3 separate regions of the Mus musculus genome follow, and regions 1 and 2 are each linked to region 3. Evidence: chromatin loops called from intact Hi-C (ENCODE). Cell type or tissue: gastrocnemius. All regions are shown on one strand.

Region 1 (5,000 bases), 88 kb before region 3:
ATCTGTTTAACAATTTATGGCAACTTTGTCCCTAAAATATCAATATATCTTTCTGACTGTAGACTTGTGTTTTCTCTGTATCCTGGTGATGACTGAACACTGTCCATCTTTAAAAGTTAGTCAGCTTTTGACAAGGGATTACACATTCTAATTGACATTTGTTCTGCGTCCTAATGAACCTGAGCTCAGGCCTTTGCTCACGTGTAAGCCTGCAGCTGTGCTGTCCTCTGGGAACTGCCTCTGCTCATCATCTGCTGTTGTAGGCGGAGGGCTGGCTTACCACAGTGTCTGAGGCTCTGGAAGTCCTTTAGTTCTTTACAATTCAGGGCATCTCTCCCAACCTTTTCTTTTTTTTTTTTTTTCTCTCTCTCTCTCTTTTTATTAGGTATTTCCCTCGTTTACACTTCCAATGCTATCCCAAAAGTCCCCCATACCCACCCCCCCACCCCCTATCCCAACCTTTTCTTAAGTAAATTTTGTTTAGTGATATCTTTTCTTCCCAAGGGTTTCACTTCTATAATATTCAATCATTTGAACTTTTTTGTCAGTTAGGATTTGGTTGCTCTTCCCCCATATCAACTCCCCAGATAAAACTAATACTTTCTAGTATTTTCTTCAAATGTCTAATATTTTCTTATGTCTTGTCCATTCATCATTTTTATACATTTATTTGATGATTCATTGTAAGCAATAGTTGATGGTCATTAGCTTAAAGATAAGTGGAAAATATGGAAATGTAAACTCTAAGGAATATGATCATTTCTATAACTAAGTAATATCATTTTAAATTATGATTTATCAGAACTAGTAAATCAGAAATGCTGCTGTCCTGAAATTGTACTACTTCTACAACACATTAGCTAGAGCCAGATTGTTAGGTAAAGTTAGTATCCTAGTTAAATCCACATTTGAGATAATCGGTCATTCTGTAGTGTAAGTGTGCATGTATGCTTAACTTGAACAGGATTGTATATTTCAAACAACATCCAGAATATAAATGTAAATGATATGCTGGTTAGTTTTTATTGTCAGCTTGACACAACCTAGCCTCACCTAGGAAGAGACAACTTTGGTTAACTAAGGAACAGTCCAAATCAGGTTGGCTTACATGATAGTTTAAGTGAGGATGACCCTCAGGCTCAGAGATTAGCTTGTTTAGCTACCAGCTGGTGAACGGTTTGAGAGGGAGTAGAAGGATTAGGAGCTGTGGCCTTGTTGGAGTTGGTGTGGCCTTGGAGGAAAATTTCAGTAAAAAGTAACAAGTTTAAGAAGTCTATTGTAAAACTGACTGTAGGTAATGACTAGTCTCTACTTGAAAACTACCGAGAATAGACTAAGTATTGTCGTCTCTCAAATATGTATATGAGGCAAAAAGTTTTCAAATATCTACAATGATCCATTTAAAATATGCTACTAAATTCAGGAAATGAGGCTCCATCTGTCTTGGTGATGAAGTGCACAGATCTGGTCAAGAACCACGCTCAAGTATCTGGCTTAGGTGATATTTCTTTCTCTCTCTTTCTCTTTTCTCCTGGTTTTTTGAAAAAGATGAATATTTCAGGTTATGTTGTATAGTATATATACAACGTTTATTTTGAATTATAGATAAAATTGTATATTACCTTTTGGTAAAAAAAAAAGTTTTATTTCTTTGCCATCAAACTAAATAGTAGCCGGGCGTGGTGGCGCACGCCTTTAATCCCAGCACTTGGGAGGCAAGGCAGAAGCAGGCAGATTTCTGAGTTCGAGGTCAGCCTGATCTACAAAGTGAGTTCCGGGACAGCCAGGACTACACAGAGCAACCCTGTCTCGAAAAACCAAAACCAAACCAAACCAAACAAACAAACAAAAAGACAAAAAAAAAACAAATAAACAACAAAAAAAATCAAACCAGTAGTTTGAAAATTCAATTGGAAATTTGGATACTCTTCATTTCTCTGTTATGAGATAATATAGGCAATGGCAAGATAGTCATAAAATTGCCAATTTCTTGTAAGCAAAAAGTAAAGACTGAGACTTTTAAAGAAAATCCAATGTAAGTAAGTTCTGTAAATGATATGAAAATATTGTTTCACAACTTGGTATAAAAATTATTAGATTTAGTTTTACTGTTGTGCTTAATCTAAGATGATAATAATATTAAGTTTATATTCTGCTTGAGGGTATGAGAATAATGCATTTTGAAATATTATCATCCAGTGCTAGTCATAGTAGTATTCTCCATGTGGAAGAAGTAGAAGATCAGGAGTTCAAGGGCCACCATCTTCAGCTACATAGTATTCTGAGGCAGCTCGTAGTAAAAGTAATATCTAAGCCAGATATGAGCATGTGATTCTCCACCAGATCTGAATACTTCATCACTAAGATAGATGGAGGTCTAATTTTCTGTATTTAGTAGCATGATATTTTAAACCAACCATTGTAGACACTTGACTAACCCCATGGAAATCCATGGTGTAATATCTGGCTGTAACACTAGGTGGTGGTAATGCATTTTAGACTGTGGACCCTGGTTCTCAACATAATGTGCTTTTCTTTAACAGGAAGATTTGCCTCTGCTCACAGTTTAGAGGAAAGGAAACAGGCTGTTTGCTAACCATAGAATATCATTTCTACCCTATCTGCTATTTGCTGTACTCCTAAACCCTGGTGGCTGCAACCCAAGGACTCAAATGTTTTTATTTTATACTATTAATCCTCCTAAAGTTTATGGACAATTCCAAAGAGGTTTTCCTTGTAGATAGTAGATATACTTGTGATAGTAATGTTTTTCATATTTGAAGTTGAATTGAGAAAAGCTTTTTAATCTATGTTTATGGTCCTACTTACTTACTTACTACTTACATTAGCTTTAAGTGTCAGTATACGGAAAGCCTTCCTGCCAGCCCAGGTGAGTGCCAGCCTGTGAGTGCGTAGTGTCTGTATCAGAACCTACTGTGCTGCGTCAGCTGCAGGGTTACTACTTGCTTGACCTTACGTCAGTGAGTCTAGCCTTCTGCTGGTGGCCCATTAGTGTTCACCAGGCTGGCCCAGCCTGTGCTTCTGAGCTCTACTGCCAGCTGCTTGTCTCCAGTTAGAAGTCCCCAAAGTAGCTCAGTCACAGTTTGCATAAAAGTGAAGTCATGCTCAGCCTTCACACAAATCCAGAATATCTTTCTTGAAGTCTTCCTTCCAGTTAATCACTGTTTATCGTGTTTGCCATGGTTATGGGTTTAAGGAACTGAATGTGGTGTCACACACCTGTGGTTCCAGGTACAGAGGAGCCTAAGGTGAAAGGACCCTTGAAGTCAAGGGTTTGGAGCTGTCCTGTGCAACACTGTAAAGCCCCATGTTGAAAAACCAGGAATCTCAGGCAGATTTTCATTCCTTACCTGAGTATGTTAATTTTCATTCTTTCTTATCTTTGGGTTTACATTTTTCTTCTTGTCTTCTCTGGTCTTAGAATTTTCTACATATACCATCAGATTAAATTCAGATGTTGCCATTCTTCCCTGACATGGAAACATGTTCTGCCACACTCTACTCTGTGTGAGTGTGTGTATGTACATATGTAGAGAGCTTGTATCATTTCTCTTTGCCCTTCGTCAGCTCTTTATAAGGCAGAGACTATGTCTTAGTCATCACTGTTTCACAGCCTTAAGCACACTGGCTGCTTTCACTTAGAATAGAAAGGAGTAGCTTGAAGTATCCATGTTTTGCCAGACAGTGGTGGTGTACACCTTTAGTCCCAGCACTTGGGAAGAAAGAGACAAATGGATCTCTGAGTTTGAGGCCAGACTGTTCTACAGAGCAAGTTTGAGAACAGCTGGGACTACACAGAAAAACCCTGTGTTTAAAAACAACAAACAAAAATACAAAGAAAAAAAAAACAAACAAAAAGGAAGGAAGAGAGCGAGAAAAAGGAAGGAAGAAGAAAGAAAGAAGCAAAAATTATGTTTTAAGTGCTATTTAGTTATGGTCACCATTATCCCATAATAAATACTAATACTTATGATTTAACAAGCAAGCTCTTTTTTTTTAGAAAATAAGGGTCAGTCAAGTTACCTCTTTTTATGGAGGTGTGTGTGTGTGTGTGTGTGTGTGTATACGTGGATATATATATTACGTGGATATATATATATATATATATATATATATATATCCATGTCCTATACATATATATATATATAGAGAGAGAGAGAGACACATGTGTGTGTGTGTGTGTGTGTGTATGTGGATATATATATATATCCTATACATATATATATAGACATATATAGATATCTATATATACTATACATATATATGTGTGTGTATATATATATATATATACACACATACATACATACATACATACACATATGTGTGTGTATGTATATATGTTTGTATATGTGTATGTATGTCCACACACATATACATATATATACACACACACATGTGAATATGAGTGTGTGTGTGTATTTGTGTGTGTGTGTGTGTGTGTGTGTGTGTGTGTGTGTGTGTATGTGTGTGTGTGTCTTTGGGTTACCAAGTGATTTTTTTCTTAACTAAAAAATTAACATTAAATACTTTTATAAATAGTTTTAATCTACATTTGAACCATTACATTTACCCAGTACAAAGCTACCTGGTATCATTTTATAATAAATAGTGATAACATGATTATTTGATTTAACTTTTTTATTGTTTTATTTACTACATCCCAACCACAGTTTCCTCTCCTTCCCTACCCCTTCAATCTCTCCCCTTCAACTCCCCTTTCCATCAGATCCACGTCCCCATCCACTTTCCCTCAGAAAAGAGCAGGACTCCCAGGGACATCAACCAAACACAGCATAACAAGGACCAGGAACATACTATCATTGATTTGACATCTTAGTAAATACGTGCAGAGGTTTAAAGATAGTTTTAGGTGAAAGAAACATTTTGCCATGGTTTGAATATAAATATATTTATGCACATATATATATGCACACACATGACTCAGACTTACATATACTAATGCAGTGTTGAATTTGGTT
Region 2 (5,000 bases), 140 kb after region 3:
GGGCGTTGTTCCCGTTCTTGTATTGGTTTTTTTCTGTTATTATCCTTTGAAGGGCTGGATTCGTGGAGAGATAATGTGTGAATTTGGTTTTGTCGTGGAATACTTTGGTTTCCCCATCTATGGTAATTGAGAGTTTGGCTGGGTATAGTAGCCTGGGCTGGCCTTTGTGTTCTCTTAGTGTCTGTATAACATCTGTCCAGGCTCTTCTGGCTTTCATAGTCTCTGGTGAAAAATCTGGTGTAATTCTGATAGGCTTGCCTTTATATGTTACTTGACCTTTTTCCCTTACTGCTTTTAGTATTCTATCTTTATTTAGTGCATTTGTTGTTCTGATTATTATGTGTCGGGAGGAATTTCTTTTCTGGTCCAGTCTATTTGGAGTTCTGTAGGCTTCTTGTATGTTCATGGGCATCTCTTTCTTTAGATTTGGAAAGTTTTCTTCAATAATTTTTTTGACGATGTTTGCTGGTTCTTTGAGTTGAAAATCTTCATTCTCATCCACTCCTATTATCTGTAGGTTTGGTCTTCTCATTGTGTCCTGGATTTCCTGAATATTTTGAGTTAGGATCTTTTTGCATTTTCCATTTTCTTTGATTGTTGTGCCAATGTTCTCTATGGAATCCTCTGCACTTGAGATTCTCTCTTCCATCTCTTGTATTCTGTTGCTGATGCTCGAATCTATGGTTCCAGATTTCTTTCCTAGGGTTTCTATCTCCAGTGTTGCCTCACTTTGAGTTTTCTTTATTGTGTCTACTTCCCTTTTTAGGTCTAGTATGGTTTTGTTCATTTCCATCACCTGTTTGTATGTTTTTTCCTCTTTTTCTGTAAGGACTTCTACCTGTTTGATTGTGTTTTCCTGTTTTTCTTTAAGGACTTGTAACTCTTTAGCAGTGTTCTCCTGTATTTCTTTAAGTGAGTAATTAAAGTCCTTCTTGATGTCCTCTACCATCATCATGAGATATGCTTTTAAATCTGGGTCTAGGTTTTTGGGTGTGTTGGGGTGCCCTGGACTGGGCGAAGTGGGAGTGCTGGGTTCTGATGATGGTGAGTGGTCTTGGTTCCTGCTAGTAAGATTCCTACGTTTACCTTTCGCCATCTGGTAATCTCTGGAGTTAGTTGTTATAGTTGACTCTGTTTAGAGATTGTTCTTCTGGTGATTCTGTTACCGTCTATCAGCAGACCTGGGAGACAGATTCTCTCCTCTGAGTTTCAGTGCTCAGAGCACTCTCTGCTGGCAAGCTCTCTTACAGGGAAGGTGCGCAGATATCTTGTGTTTGGACCTCCTCCTGGCCGAAGAAGAAGGCCCAAAACAGGACCTTTCTCAGAAGCTGTGTTGCTTTGGCAGGTCCCAGAAGCTGTCAGCTTCTGTGGTGCAGACTCTCACCTGTGCAGACTAAATTCCTAAGTTCGGTGGAGTCCCGGAACCAAGATGGTGCTCTCTGCTCCTGAGGCTGAGGCCTTCGGAGCCAGGCGGACATCTGTCCTCTGGTCCGGATGGTGGCTGTCTGTCTGCGGCCCGCAAAGGGTGCTACCTCAGCAGCTCTGTGCCTCCGCTTGTCCCAGAAGCTGTCCCCAGTTGTCTAAAGTAGCATTTTAAACCCACATAAGGATACATTCTGTGGAAATTAATTCTAACAAAATATTGAGGGATTCTTTTACAATAATAAATTTCTAGAATGCCGTAAAGAAAACTTTCACATTCTAGTATGGGGGCTGGGGAATGGCTTGGAGTAAGTGCTGTGCAAGAATGAGGACCTGCACTGGGGTCCTCACAGTGCATGGAAAAAGCTTTTTGTGTAAGCCACTGTAGCCCCAGCACAGAATGCCAGAGACTGGGGTTCCTGAGGCTCCCTGCATGTCCAGCCCAGCATAACCAAAGCAGGGAATGCAAAGGTCAGCAAGCTGTCCTGCAAGGAATACAAGGTGCCGAAGTGACTGAAGAACACATCTCAGCATCAAGCTCAGGCCTCCACTTCCTCCACGAGAGAGGAGTACATATGAAAACACGTGTGCACATGCATGTGCCACACATACATGCACACATGAGGCCACAAATTAATGTATGTCTATGTGTTCACTGCAAAATGTATGTCTATGTGTTTACTGCAAATGTCAAGTTAATTTCATACTTAGATGATGGCAACACTTTAGCTCCACCTCTCTTGCCCCTTGAACTTTCTATAAAACAATTCTATGCCTCCGTCATACTTGACCCTTTCCGGGTTTGATTCTGGCTCTGCTCCCTGCAGTGAATCTAGAAAGAAGGAACATACACAGAGTAGCTGCTGTTCTTTGCAGGCAGCTTTAACCAGAAACTACTTTTTCCAAACTGGAGATTGAATAGAACTCACGGGATCCTAGATGTATTTATACACCAACACACAACACAGAGGTACATACACATATTTACAAAAAGAATAAGTAGCAGGCTTTATGAATGCACATAGGTGTATGTGCATTCAACTGTTTATGCCCATTCAAGAATGCTCTCTACTCTGCCCCCTAGTGTCCAAGATGTGCAAGACTGTAAAACAGTGGCTGTAGAATAGACCAGTAACTAAAACTGCAGAGCTTCTGCGTCTCCACTCTTCACTCCATCATTTCACCCAGCCTTACTGACAGTGTCGTACCATGTGTTATATATATCTTTAGATAACTTCAACTTGCTTCCTTTGAAATCAGTGTAATATATGAAACCAGTTGCATATATTAATAGCAACAGACATCCTTAGTGGGCCCTCATCAGTAATTAACCTAATATTTCATATTACAGAGTGTCCCACCCTCCGCAGATTGTTCTGCCCATCCACAACTGGGAACCAGAAAAGAAGCCACACAAAGAGGAGGAAGTCGGTCCTTTGGTTGAGCATATTTATGAGGTATCCACTTCTTTTTAAATTGTTATATGATTAATTTATGTGTTTGAGAGTTTTTCCTGAACATAGTTCTGTGCACCTTATGTGTACCTAGTGCCTGTCAAAGCTAGAGAGGGAAATCTGATTCTCTGGAACTGGAGTTACAGATGGTTGTAAACTGCCTCATGGGCTCTGGGAACTGAACTCAGAGCCTCTGGAAGAGTGACCAATGCTCTTAACTGATGATCCATCTTTTCAGCTCAAGGTACTATACCTTATATTAATTTTTGAGGTTTTATTCATATACCTTTTACTAATAAGAAATTCATAGAACCTTAGGTCCAACCTTTGTAATTTGTGCTATTATGGTACCATTTTTCAATGGCTGCCAATGGTTATTTATAACCATAATCATGGACACTCAGTCCTCAGGGGTAAGAGTGACAGTCTTCTCTTATTAAGTGATATTTTAAAAATAGTTTGTCTGTTTTCCACATAATATTTGGGCAACCTATACATTAAAATAAAAACTAGCTCCTTTGGTTGTATTTCTTTTCTTTTCGGCTCACATTTTTAGATACTTATGTATTTATAAACTAAAATAGTATATATAAGGTACTATTCGAATACTTTATGAATGAATTATTTATTACTGTACCAAAATATAGAAATAATTTATGAGGAAGAACATGACAGCATAATTATACTTTTTACTTGTGTAAGTGAAATAGGAAATGAATAATTTATCCCAAGATCTGAAATGCTCTGTGGATTGGTAAACTCTCTTCAGAGGCAAACAGCAAACCACAGAAAGAGCTGGAGGTTCTCTTCCCACACAAAGTGTTAAACTGGAAATAGTGGAATGATTTATTGACATTACCTAAAATACTTAAGCTTTTAATGAAAAAAATGAACAAATAGTCAAGGCTCAATTTAGTGTTTATTTAGGTTTTTCTTTAAAGTCAATGCCACCAGCCCTGTAGCAATTCATTTTCAGAAAACCCAGCATAAAATAAAATATATAGTATAGATAGATATAGATTTATAGATAGATAGGTAGATAGATAGATAGATAGATAGATAGATAGATAGATAGATATAAAGTTCTAAGAGACTGTTTGATTGAGATCCTTTTCCATTCATTGTCTATTACCTCATGGTATGGACCTCATGGTATTACTCTTTCTCTTTCTTTCTCTCTCTCTCTCTCTCTCTCTCTCTCTCTCTCTCTCTCTCTCTCTCTCTCTCTCTTTCTTTCTCTTCTTACTGAAAATAGATTTTATATATATGTATATATATGTATATATATATATATATAATTTTGATTATGATTCCCCCAACTCCTCCCAGTTCCTCTCCACTTCCCCACTCACCAGTATCCACACCCTTTATTTCTCTCTCTCATTAAGATACCAGCAGGCATTTAAAAATATTAAATTAGGTTAAGAAACCAAACAAGTAAACAGAAGCAAAAGAGCCAAGGACAAAGCTCAAGAAAACACAGATAGCCTCAGAGACATGGATACATTTGCACATGCAGAAAACCCATAAAAACACAAACCCAGAAACCATAGTATATACACAAAGGGCCTTTAAGGGAAACAAACAGAAGCCCTGACAAAGTATTGTAAGACAAACCTTAAAGTTCCACTGTGTTACCCACCTACTGCTGGGCATGGGATCTGACCTTAAGAGTGGTTGCTATACCCAATGAGACTCTGTTGGAGAAAACTGTGCTTTTATTTGCAAGTGGTTCTCTATTGGAGATAGCTTCTGGGTTAGAGGTGGGGGCTTGTGTCCGCTTCCTCTCTCAGCACTGGGATCCCACCTGGCAAGGCTGAATGCTGCCACAGTCTCTGTGAGCCCATGTGTGTGCCGACCCTGCTGTGTCTGGAAGCTCTTGTTTCCTTGGTGCCCTCCATTCCCCTGGCTCTTTTAACTCTGCCTCCTCCTTTTTAGAGTTCCCTGAGCGTTGGGGGAGAGGGAATTGATGGAGAGAAACATTTCGTTTAGGACTGAGTGTTCCAAGGTGTCTCACTCTGCATATTATCTGCCTGTGGTCTCTGTATTTGTTCCCATTTAGTGCAGGAAAAGTTTCTCTGAACATGTCTGAGCAAGGCACTGAGCTATGGAAATAGCAGAATG
Region 3 (5,000 bases):
TGAATTACTCATTCAAGCTCATGTGGGGAGTTTGACTTTTATTCTTAGCAATATCTTAATCAAAGTGGCAAACTCTGTGTCCAGCACAAATTGACTTTAGGATAGAGAAGGAAAACCAGTCAACTGGTCTACCACCTACTTGTAAGCTCTTATGCCTCGTATTGGGCAATGTAATTAGGAAATGATGATGTGATGGCTTGACAGGGAGCCTTGTGACAGACTGCTTGTTTTGATTTTTAAATAGGGACAAGTAGAAACACAAAATTGAAATTACTCTACAGAGTGGGTTATGAAGGAAAATGGATGAGAAACCATTTTTTTTTTCCTAGTAGGCTGAGATTTTTGTCTAGTCTACTCAAATTGTATCAACCTTCTGATGGGTCCCCCAGTTGTAGGAAGTGGTACTAATTATTCTTAGATGAGTAAGTTGGCATCTTATTCATCCACTCACTTCACTTATTTTCTCCTAAGTAGGTAACTTAAGACTCAGCTTAGATCCTTTCTGCTGTGCATCCTCCCCCAATCTCAGCCTTTTCCTTAACTTTCATGGCCCTTTTCTCCTTTTGTCTTGTCAACCAGGTTGGGATTCCCTTGTCCATCCCTGCTTTCTTTTTATTCAGATGACTTGCCACTGGACATTTGAATCTCTGGTGCCTATCATATTTCTGCTTTGGCTACTTTTGCCTGGATCCCTGGTCTCAGGATCCATCCAGCCCTATTTCAGACCACTCCTTGGATACTCCTTTTCACTACGATCTTGTACATGGTCATCTAATGCTAGGAGATTAGTGCCTTCAGTGTTTCCCTCATCTGCTTCCGGGAGGTCCAAATCTAAGTCTCCTATTCAAATTCTTGTCTACATCTAAATTTGTTTCCAACTTTCCTGAAATTACCCAGAAACAGCTTGCCCCTTCTCTGTCTCTCTCTCTGTCTCTCTGTCTCTGTCTCTGTCTCTGTCTCTCTCTCACACACACACACACGTGTGTGTGTGTATATATATATATATATATATATATATATATATATATATATATATTTAACACAGCCTTCTCAGGCTAGTCTTGAACTTGTTAGGTTAGCCCAGGCTGTCCAACAAAAGATCCTCTTATTACAGCCCCTGCCCCCAAACAAAACAGTGTTGGGATTTCAGGTATGTGTCACCATGTCCCACACTTCTTTGCCTACACTTAAATTCTGTGTGACCTCAGAGTCATGTTGTTTTTTTTATCACCAATCTATGTCCTGAAAAGTTTGTATTTATAAAAAACCATTTATACACACAGTTCTAGTCTGCTCCCTTCACCTTCGGGCTCCTCGAAAGATCAACAACTAGTACTGGTGAGGAAGAGATCCTGTTGTCTCAAACTTTCACTCCCAAGCCCTGCTTTTGAAAACTGTTAACTGCAGCATTTCTGACTTTGCAGTCCTTCATCACAACCTCATAGGATAGAGGTTTATACCAAATCATACAATGTGCCAGAGATGCCCTTGAGAAAGACTGAGAAAACCTACAGGATTTTTGTATTAGTATGTCAGCGGAATAGGAGAGGAAGAGGGTTCTTACATTCCATTATCAAATCCCATTTACTGAGGAAGAAACTGATTTACCCTCAAAGGTAGAGGTGACAGCCATATAACCACTCTTTTCTGGAGTTGGTATACTCTTTTGTATGCTTGTATCCGAGCTGCGCAATATTGGGAAATCATTAAATTCTCGCCGCATATGGAACACCGCTTCTCCAAAACAATGACTTGAGGTGACATCCATAAAATTTAGATGGTCCTTAAACTAGAGACTCGAAATCTAGCGGGCTCAACAGGCACTTGCCCGGTCCTAGACCGCAAGCTCCGTCCTGCAGCCTGAGAACTAGCCGCTAGAGGGCGCGAAGAGCGCGCCGGCCCCAGCCAGGGGCTGGAGAGGGTCGAGCGCGGGATCCGCTGCTGCAAGCCCAGAGCAGCGGGGTCGGCGGGCCGCACAGGGCGAGAGGACTGTCACTGTGGACGCTCCTAGCTCACCGACCCGGGACACCGGCCTCTGGGGAGCGTCAGGCCTTCTCCTCTGGGCTCCACGGCTCCCGATCCCGGGTGAACAGCGTTCGGGAAGGAGGGCGATGTCTGCGGGAACCCACTGTGGTCCCCCGGGGAACCGGGCACCTCCGTTCGCGCGTCTCTGTTGCGTCTCGGCCGCGCTGGGGATGCTGTGGTCCCCTGCGTGTCTGGCGTTCAACTTGGATGTGGACAAGCTCACTGTGTACAGTGGCCCCGAGGGCAGCTACTTCGGCTACTCACTGGACTTCTACATACCTGATGCGCGCACGTAAGTTGCTGGGTTGGGTTGGTGGCTTGGTGGCGCGCGATTCCAGGTCCTGTCTCTGTCTCTCAGAGGTCTCCGCAGCCAGGAGGAAAGGATGTCTGATATTTCAGGCAACTGCCCACTCCGGGTCGGATTCTGCTCTTTGCCTGCTACCAACATCTTTCCTCCTGACTTATGCTAAATAGATGTGCCCATGAATCTGGGATTGGAGATGCTCCACTGGTATATAAGTTCGGATTCAAAGACAAGAGCATTATACAAAGGAGAGAGTGGGGCGGGACAGACTCAGGTCAGTTTTAAAATAAGGACCGCGCAGTCTGTTCCTACGGAATCTCATAGCGCCTTAGGTTGCAGACAGTTGGGATCTGCCTTCCCCATCACAGTCTCCACCTACCTCCACCTAGACAGGCAGAACCATTAGCAGCCTCTTCCAAAACCAGGTTTCTGGTGCTCATAGGCTTCCAAAGAGGAAATCAAGTTTGGCAGTCTTTCCACAATAAACCTGTTTGTGCCTGCCGCTGCTGCCGCAGTCCGGTGGGCATGCTTCTACAGACTGGGCACACGGGTAAATGTTCCCAGAGGAGTGACTTTCTCCAATCTCTTTGCAGAGCCAGTGTCTTAGTGGGGGCACCCAAAGCCAACACTAGCCAGCCGGATATCGTAGAAGGGGGAGCTGTCTACTACTGTCCCTGGCCCTCAGAGAGGTCTGCACAGTGCAAGCAGATACCGTTTGACACCACCAGTAAGTGATGCTAACCTGTAGTGTGGCCCCTGGTTGAAAAGAACCAGAGCCATTCCTCGCGGCAATTTAGTGTTCTTTCCCCCCCTCCTAATGTAAATCTGAGTGTTTGGATGCATCTGGTAACATCCGTTTCCCTACTGTTCAGAGGTGAACACTAGGGGAGGAGGTGCTTGGGACCAGTAGAAACCCACAGCTGTGAGGGGAGGGGAGCACAGGCTTAATACTTGGTTGGCAGAGGCAGGCTGGTGTCTGTGAGTTCGAGGCCGGCCAGAGTTACAAAATAACCTACACTATAGAGAATCGGGTTGGTCCTCAAATATAGAGGTGGAGACTGATAAAGGACTCGCTTGGAGTATTTGTAATTCTCTAGTTCCCAAGTCCGGAGGTGAGACTTGCCCTGTAGTAGATCCAGACTGCAACCTGGGGTGCTTGACATTCTAATTCTTTACAGAAAGAATTTTCTTTCAAAATACTGGACATTAGATGCAAAATACTACAGGCAGAGTGTGGATGGATTATATTCATTTCCAAAAATCCCCCAGACAGATGTTTCTTATTTAATTAAAGGGAAAATACCATTTCATCTGCTGTTTTTAACTTGGATCCTAAGAAAATAATTTAAAAGGGGTGTTTTGAAAACACCATCACTCGGTGTTTTAGCTTGTAGCACCCAAATGTTAGCATTCAAATAACATATATTATTAGAGAATACCCTCTTTTTTTTCAAAGATGCAAATATGTCAGGTCAAATGACGGCGTGATGGGCAATAAATTAAGATTCCTTGTACACGTCATACTTTAGGACATTGTTCTTACTTTCCCTGTGGTCCTGTGGTTATCTAACTTATGCATCTAGGATTTATGTAAATGTGCATTTTCACAGAATTTTGAAAAAATTGATTGGGTGGTATGTACCCATGACGTTAATCTGTGTCATTTCTGTTGAGAGGGACTATCAATATGGAAATCATTTTGAAGAAAAATTATGCAATCTTTACCTTGAATTATGACCCAATTAGAAAAACATTTCATAAAAAACATTTTGAATTTATATTTCCATGCCCATCCATTGTCATACTATCTTGTTTGTTATTTTATTAATGGTTCAGTTATTTGAAAACAGATTTATAAGGCTTTACTTTATTTACATTCACATTTAGCAACTGGAACTTTTAAATCGTTTGTGAATAAAACAGTGGCGTTTTGATCCTTACTGATCTCTACATCAGAATAAGTTCCTGGGACGGGGGTGGTGGTGGTGGTGGTGGTGGTGCAGGGGGGTGCTCAGTGGGGAAAGAGCTGGCTACAATCCACAGTTCCATGTCAAAGCTAGGCCACGGCGTGTGCTTGTGACCTCAGCACAGGGGGACTGGTAGACAAGAGCCTTTAAGGCACTTTCTAGTCACCTGATCTTAGCTAAAACAACAGTGATCTTTAGGTTCGATGAGTGGCCCCGCTTCAAACAATAAGGCAATAGTGATCAGGAAGAATATAGCCTCAAACTCTGGCTTCCACAGATGCTACTTGGGCAAGCACATCTGCACACATGTGTGCACACATCCATATACCACGCACACAAGCACACACCAAGACTGCATCTAAGGTTTGATCATATAAGCATGAAATCAATACCACTTTAATTATCCGAGCAAATAAGTCTTGTAAGCTTTATTTGTATTTATCTCTGTGTGCATCCGCTTATGTTTGGTACATATGTATGGTGTCCATGGAAGCAAGAAGCATGTGTTGGATCACATGATGTAGGGGCTGGGAACTGAACTCCCATCCTTTGGAAGAATAGCAAGGTATCGCAAGTACGTAGCCCTCCCTCCAGCCACTAATCTATCTTTTTCAAAGGTAATTTAAATCCAAACCTTGAAACAGAAAGATACAAGGTATTGTACTATTTTAATTTACATTCAAGAAAGGAAGCATTTAAATGAT

What was found. Hi-C counts contacts between places; a loop is a spot of excess contacts. Peaks named below come from ENCODE experiments on the same cell type or tissue, not always from the same donor. Only the 100,000 strongest peaks of a DNase experiment are listed, where the experiment ranks them.
Region 1: a loop joins it to region 3, with 2.6 times the contacts of the local background. A loop is called at or near these places in 12 of 42 quality-filtered maps.
Region 2: it touches region 3 in a loop (3-fold over the local background); 17 of 42 quality-filtered maps call a loop at or near these places.

What each region holds. Positions count from the first base shown.
Region 1 is chr2:12,386,715-12,391,714 of GRCm38, reverse strand. All of the region lies in intron 8 of Mindy3 (MINDY lysine 48 deubiquitinase 3), which reads left to right. Among named protein-coding and RNA genes, the nearest start is that of Mindy3, 30 kb to the left of the region's middle. In gastrocnemius, a CTCF peak has its summit at 2,474; a DNase peak (open chromatin) is centred at 2,488.
Region 2 is chr2:12,158,201-12,163,200 of GRCm38, reverse strand. Itga8 (integrin alpha 8) reads left to right here. Exons shown (of 30, transcript NM_001001309.3): 24 at 2,774-2,879. Among named protein-coding and RNA genes, the nearest start is that of E030013I19Rik, 140 kb to the left of the region's middle. In gastrocnemius, a CTCF peak has its summit at 2,511 (motif pointing left); a DNase peak (open chromatin) is centred at 2,519.
Region 3 is chr2:12,298,894-12,303,893 of GRCm38, reverse strand. Itga8 (integrin alpha 8) reads left to right here and starts at 1,950. Exons shown (of 30, transcript NM_001001309.3): 1 at 1,950-2,317; 2 at 2,923-3,056. The coding sequence starts at 2,112. It overlaps E030013I19Rik (RIKEN cDNA E030013I19 gene), which reads right to left and starts at 2,648. Exons shown (of 2, transcript NR_040353.1): 1 at 2,305-2,648. In gastrocnemius, a CTCF peak has its summit at 1,879 (motif pointing right); a DNase peak (open chromatin) is centred at 1,896; H3K4me3 peaks cover 1,932 bases; H3K27ac peaks cover 607 bases.